2 separate regions of the Mus musculus genome follow, and region 1 is linked to region 2. Evidence: chromatin contacts called from ENCODE Hi-C or POLR2A ChIA-PET data. All regions are on one chromosome and are shown on one strand. Each heading gives the region's core, a stretch centred on a gene start or an enhancer-like site at or near the end of the contact. The rest is flanking DNA. Distances are from core to core; before and after follow the strand shown.

Region 1 (2,700 bases), core at 131-2,630, 150 kb after region 2:
AGCTAGCTACCCAGTTTTAAAATGCATTCCCTCTCACCACCTAAAAACCTGTTCACAAATGTCCAGAGCCCAGAACTGACATTTCAGCTGTTAGGAAAGACCTTCCGAGTTAAAGTAGGTGAATTTGGGAATCCCATTTACCAGAGAGAGCCTAAAGCTATCAACAATTTCCAGTGCCATGTCAAGTGATAAAGTGATCAGAGCCTGTTAGGTGAGAGCAGTAAGTGGTCAGATCTTGTTTGCTGGGGTTTTTTTTGTTTTGTTTTGTTTTTTGAGACAGTCTCATTTTTTAACTGTTTGGTTTGGAACTTTCTGTGTAGAGCTGACTTGGAACTCAGAGGCCTTACCTCTCTCTGCCTCCCCAGTGTAGGACTGAGGGCTTACACCTCTACAGCTGGACTATAGGCCGCTTTTATAATCTGTACCGAGAAAGCAGTTCTCTAGCAAAATTCATCATTAAGATCTTGGAGATTATGTGGAGCATTGATTAGTAAAGTCAGTCAAACACAATAGCTGGGACCACTGAGATACACTTTTCTGACCTAGGGGAAGGAATCACTGTTTCCGCAAGTTGGCATTTTACAAATGAAAAGCTTTGGTAGAGAGCCAATTTCTCCAGCTCTCTATCCCGCAGTTCCAGAAAGGGGGAAAGGTGGCACCTTATCCAAACAAATCCAAATATCTCCTTATTTGCAGAATTAAGAGTCAGAATTTTAGAACGGATTATCGGATTCGGGTCAAAGATCTTACACCCGCCCTCAATGATTCAATACATTTGTCTCCCAAAGTCATGTAACTATCAGATCAGGGGTTGGGGGGGGGTGATGGGGGCTTCACTGAAACATTGCTTGTAGCGAAAGTGTTAAATTTACACAATATTACTTCATCTCCTGAGTCTGGGAGCCACCGACCTCTGATCCCACCATGCAGTCAAGAGTTCGTTCTCCAGACGCTGGCCAGGAAACTATTCAAAATTCCGCGCGTGTCACAAGTCAGGCTGTGGAGCCTAACCCCCACTGCGAGCGAAGTTTGGTAAAGTTCCTAAAACGCCGAGCTCTGGCTGCGGCGGGGTCCGTGGCCCGTGGCCCGTGGCCGGCTGCCCACCCAGGAGGAGAAAGCGGATCCTCGCGGCCGCGCAGCCCGCGGAGCGCACCGCCCGCCCACAGCCCGCGCCCGCCCCACGCTGCCGCGGCCCTCCGACCCACCCGGAGGTCTCTGTGCAGGGCTGTGCAGAGCCGACAGGTTCAGCGCCGCCGCCTTCTCTCGAACCGTGGCCATGTCAGCGGCGGGCTGGACTCCGTGCCCGCGCCGCCGCTGCTGCCGCTGCTCCACAGACTGCGCGCCCGCGCCGAAGCCTCGGGTTAACTCCCGGGGAGCGGGGCTCCCGGCGGGCTCCGCCCCTGGCGATCACGTGTTTCACAGACTGGCTCCAAGCCTCTGCGCTCCAAAACGCCCCAGGCAGCTCCAGGCGGGCGGTGTCCAGGTAGAAAGTACTTAGGCATGGCTTTTCCAGTGCTAGTCGGTACTAGCCCGGGGCTAGACCCGCTGAGTCCCAAGGTGTCCCTCCAGGATCTGCCCTCGCTCCAACCGGAGTCTTATTGCTCCAGGTCTCAGTGCTTTCTGCTCTCACCTGCTAGTATTAGGACCAGGTTGGCTGGGCTTTTAATGAGAATTACCTGAACCGACATTTAGCAATTCGTATTTGGACCATAAATGCTCCCAAGTGTGTCAGGATAATAAATACTTGGAGTTTTTTTCCTTCCTGTCCCTCTAAAGAACAAACAAAACCTTATCTAGCCTAGGAGAGCAATGTCTAGAGGTCAGAGGACCGCAACAACAAAGATCATGGGGCTTCCTGCCAAGGAAATCTGTGTTGATTCTAAATTAACCCTGGGTCTGGTGAGCACCGGGAAGGGGAGCATGGAAGAACAAACTGGAGGGGGAAGGAGAGAGGGTTGCTGCTGGGAGCGCTTCAGTTTCTTGGGTAATTGAGGTAGAGAAACCAGGGACCCAGTGCTGGGTTAAGTCGGCAAGGTTGAATGATGTTGGAGATCATTAACCTAGCTGACGGATGCATGACCGTCCCCTCCCTTCTTCTTTTGAATAAAGTCAGGGTCTTTCTATATACCCTGGCGGTCCTAGAATTTGCTCTGTAGAATAGGCTAGCCACGAACTCGAAAATCTCTGGCTACCTCTATCTCCTGAGTGGGAATAAAGGCATTTGTTCGCAACTGTTGCCCTTTCTATAGATTTCTACCTCTTTTGGGGGGTGTTGTGTTTTATAAAAAAGAAGGAAGGGATATGCTTGGTGGAGGCGTGGTATGTTGTGGTAGAATGGTTCCTCTGCAGGCCCATGCTGAGGTATCCGTTCCCCCTGAGATACCAGTCACACAAGGAGTATAGTATAGAATAGAGTTTGGGGAGGAGTTAAGAGGGTAAGGGAGAGAGAGGGGAGGGGAGGGGAGGGGAGGGGAGGGAGGGGAGGGGAGGGGAGGGGAGGGACAGAGAGGGAAGAGTGTAAGATGGTAGGTAAGAGAGTGAGGAGGCGTCAAGCAGCCCCTTTTACAGTGAGTCAGGCAGGCATACCTGGCTGTTGCCAGGTAACTATGGGGCAGGGCCTAGAAGAAACGCTAACTGGGGGGCGGGGGCTAGAGAGACGATTCAGCAGGTACAGCTCTTGCTTTACTAGCAAAGGATCAG
Region 2 (2,700 bases), core at 13-2,512:
ACACATAAGCTATTTTATATTTCTGGCTTAATTTTGTGGCTATTTTTAGATTTATATATTTATCTTGTGAGTGCCTGTGTGTTTGTAAGTGCAGGAGTTTGCAAGCCATAGTGCATGTGTGGAGGTCAAGGAATAACTTCCTGGAGTCGGTTCTATCCTGTCAACTCATTGGATGCCAGGATCAAACTCAAGTTTTTTGGCCATCACGGCAAGCACCTCCACTCTTTGAACCATCCTGGCTCATTGTGGATATTTTTCTAAGTCAGTCACATCAGCAACAGTTTAAAAGAGTAACGCCCCATTGAGGGAGACTTCTGAAATATTCAGACTCCATTATCAAATGTTGCAGTGACTCAATATATGTACATTTGATTCATGCATCTATTTGCTTAAAAAGATATATGCATCTCATTGTATGGCCCTCGTCCGTGGGCTCTACACACCAGGCTGCCCTCAGAGATCCATCCAGCCTCTGTCTCCCGAGTACTGTGATTAAAGACTTGTGCCACCACCGCTCAATAACCTCCTGGTTACTCGTAAGCCAAATAAGAGCTTTTACCTTTTAAGTTAAATCTTAGCTGCTGTTGCTATTCCTATCTTTAGGCAAGGAAACAGAGACGCAGATAATGCAAATTGCCCAGTCTACTCCTCTATAGTAGGTGAGAAGTCTGGATGCAAAGCAACATTCCTTCGCCACTATCAACGCAATTTTGCAGATAAGAGATCGTGGTGAGACGCTAAACTAAAATCCCCGGTCTAATAGTGAACGGTGACAGCAAAAGTAAAAAAAAAAAAACAAAAAACAAAAAAACAAAAAAACAAAAAAACAAAAAACAGACTTGATGTGTTCCTCTCCTCCCCAAGAAAAGAAAACGTACAGAACGCGTTAGTAGACTCCTTATTCCCGAAACACGAGAGGTATTCACTAACTCTCAACGCTATTCCCTAAAATGGTCAGTTTGCCTGTACAGAGCGGATTGGCAGTCAGGCTTCAGCAGGGAGGAGCTCGGCTCTGCAACTCAGTCGTGAAATTCCAAGAAGCGCGGGAGCTCCCAGGCCAATCGGGTGGATCTTTCCGGCCGGCCTCGGAAATCTGGACAGCGGCGTCATCAGTTCCGGGCGTGACGTTAGCTCACGCACTGAGCCCGCCCTCTGGGAGCGCTCTGCGCTTGTGCACCTCCAATAATCCGGGAGTTAAGCCTCAGCCCCGCCCACTGTCCCGGAAGTGAATACGGAAGCGCCTCACACCCCCTCTGCCGGCTGGGGCGCAGCCATTTTAATTCAAATCTGAGTGGGCGGCGGCGGCGGCGGCGGCGGCAGCGGATTTGGCGGCGGCTTTGGCTCTGAGGGACAGGGGTAGTGTTCCTGGTTTTGGTGGGGTTTGCCTTTAGTTTAATTTTCCTTTTCTAGCTTCCCTTTGCCGGCTGGTGCGTACGTTGTAGTCCCCCGAGGCCATGTCAGGAGACGCAGCCGCGGAGCAGGTGAGGAACGGGAGCGGTGGGGCCTCGTGGCGACCTCTTCTCTCTCTAGCCCTGTGGGTGCGAGCACCCCGTTCGCGTGAGCAAGGGCCCTGAAGAGCTAGTGAGCCCGGGGATCGGGAGCGCATCCCCCGAAGTCTCCCAGGTTTGGGCTTCTCTGTGGCGTTCGTACGAATAAGTATGGGACTTAGACAATGGCAGAGACGTCGCTTCGCCCTGGCCATTGCAGTTTCTTCGGTCGGGACGGTGTATTTCATACCACTTTAGTGTTCCGGTAGTCCCAGATTGTTCTAACGTGTATCTGCGCTGGCAGTGTTTTCCTCGTCTGCCCCCCAGTCCTCTGTCCCCAGAAATAACGAAATCAGTCTGGAAAATTCGGCCCCCGAGAGAGCGAAGGTAAAAAGAGCCACGGCTCTTCCGAGCTTTGGGGGAATTTTGTGGATTCGCTTTCTTCCCCTCTCGTTTAGGAACACTTTATTTTTGCTTTTACGACCACGCAAACATTGCAGAATTTGGTAAACTGAAAACTCGAAATGTGCTTTAGTCACTGTAGGCACCATCTGTTTGGATGGTTAGATATGAATGATACATAAGTATTTTACAAATGGGACTTTTAGATAGGAGATCTCACCCTTTTGCTGTTTGGCTGTTTGTTTGTTTTGGATAGGTTTTCACAGTGTAGCCCTGACTAGGCAGGACCTTCTGACAGGATTGCTTCCTTGGCCTCCAGGCGTCCATCTCCATGTTTGGTTCTTTTGCTCTTTTATATCCTAAATTTTGTAGGCTAGTGTTTGGCTTTTACTGTAAAAAACAAAACTGAGTTTTTGAAAGGTGTGTGTTTTGATCTTGATCCACGTATATTTAGTTTTAAAAGAAAACAAAGTCCTAAATTTCTTATTGCTATAGCAATGAAATACGCTTGTATTTTTATTTCTTTTCTTTTTCCCAAATCCCCAGCTAATAAAATAGAAATTATTGGAGGTTGACAGATGAGGTAAAATAGGACTGTATGTTAATGAAGTGTAGGCAAATTAGAACTTAATTACTTTGGTGACTGAAACGCTTGAGGACCAATTTAATTCCAAGTCTTGGCAGTGCTTTTGCATTTTATCTAAAGTCAGGGTGCCCACGAATGCAGTGTCTTTGAACTATTTTTCTAAAACTGTTTATTTTACTCTACTCTTACCGGGCTGGCATTTTTATTTTCTGAAAGTGAAGGAGT

The links. A loop is a pair of places that touch in the nucleus more often than their neighbours do. ChIA-PET counts read pairs that join two places held with the same protein, here RNA polymerase II (POLR2A).
Region 1: POLR2A ChIA-PET joins it to region 2 with 20 read pairs in embryonic stem cell. The contact joins the promoter of Depdc7 here to the promoter of Cstf3 in region 2. A Hi-C loop is called at or near these places in 1 of 37 maps with a recorded cell type or tissue (v-Abl transformed pro-B cells). POLR2A ChIA-PET finds 5 or more read pairs at or near these places in 4 of 5 experiments (Patski and embryonic stem cell).

The regions. Positions count from the first base shown.
Region 1 is chr2:104,741,477-104,744,176 of GRCm38, forward strand. Depdc7 (DEP domain containing 7) reads right to left here and starts at 1,381. Exons shown (of 9, transcript NM_144804.2): 1 at 1,206-1,381. The coding sequence starts at 1,278.
Region 2 is chr2:104,589,222-104,591,921 of GRCm38, forward strand. Cstf3 (cleavage stimulation factor, 3' pre-RNA, subunit 3) reads left to right here and starts at 1,263. Exons shown (of 21, transcript NM_145529.3): 1 at 1,263-1,481. The coding sequence starts at 1,455.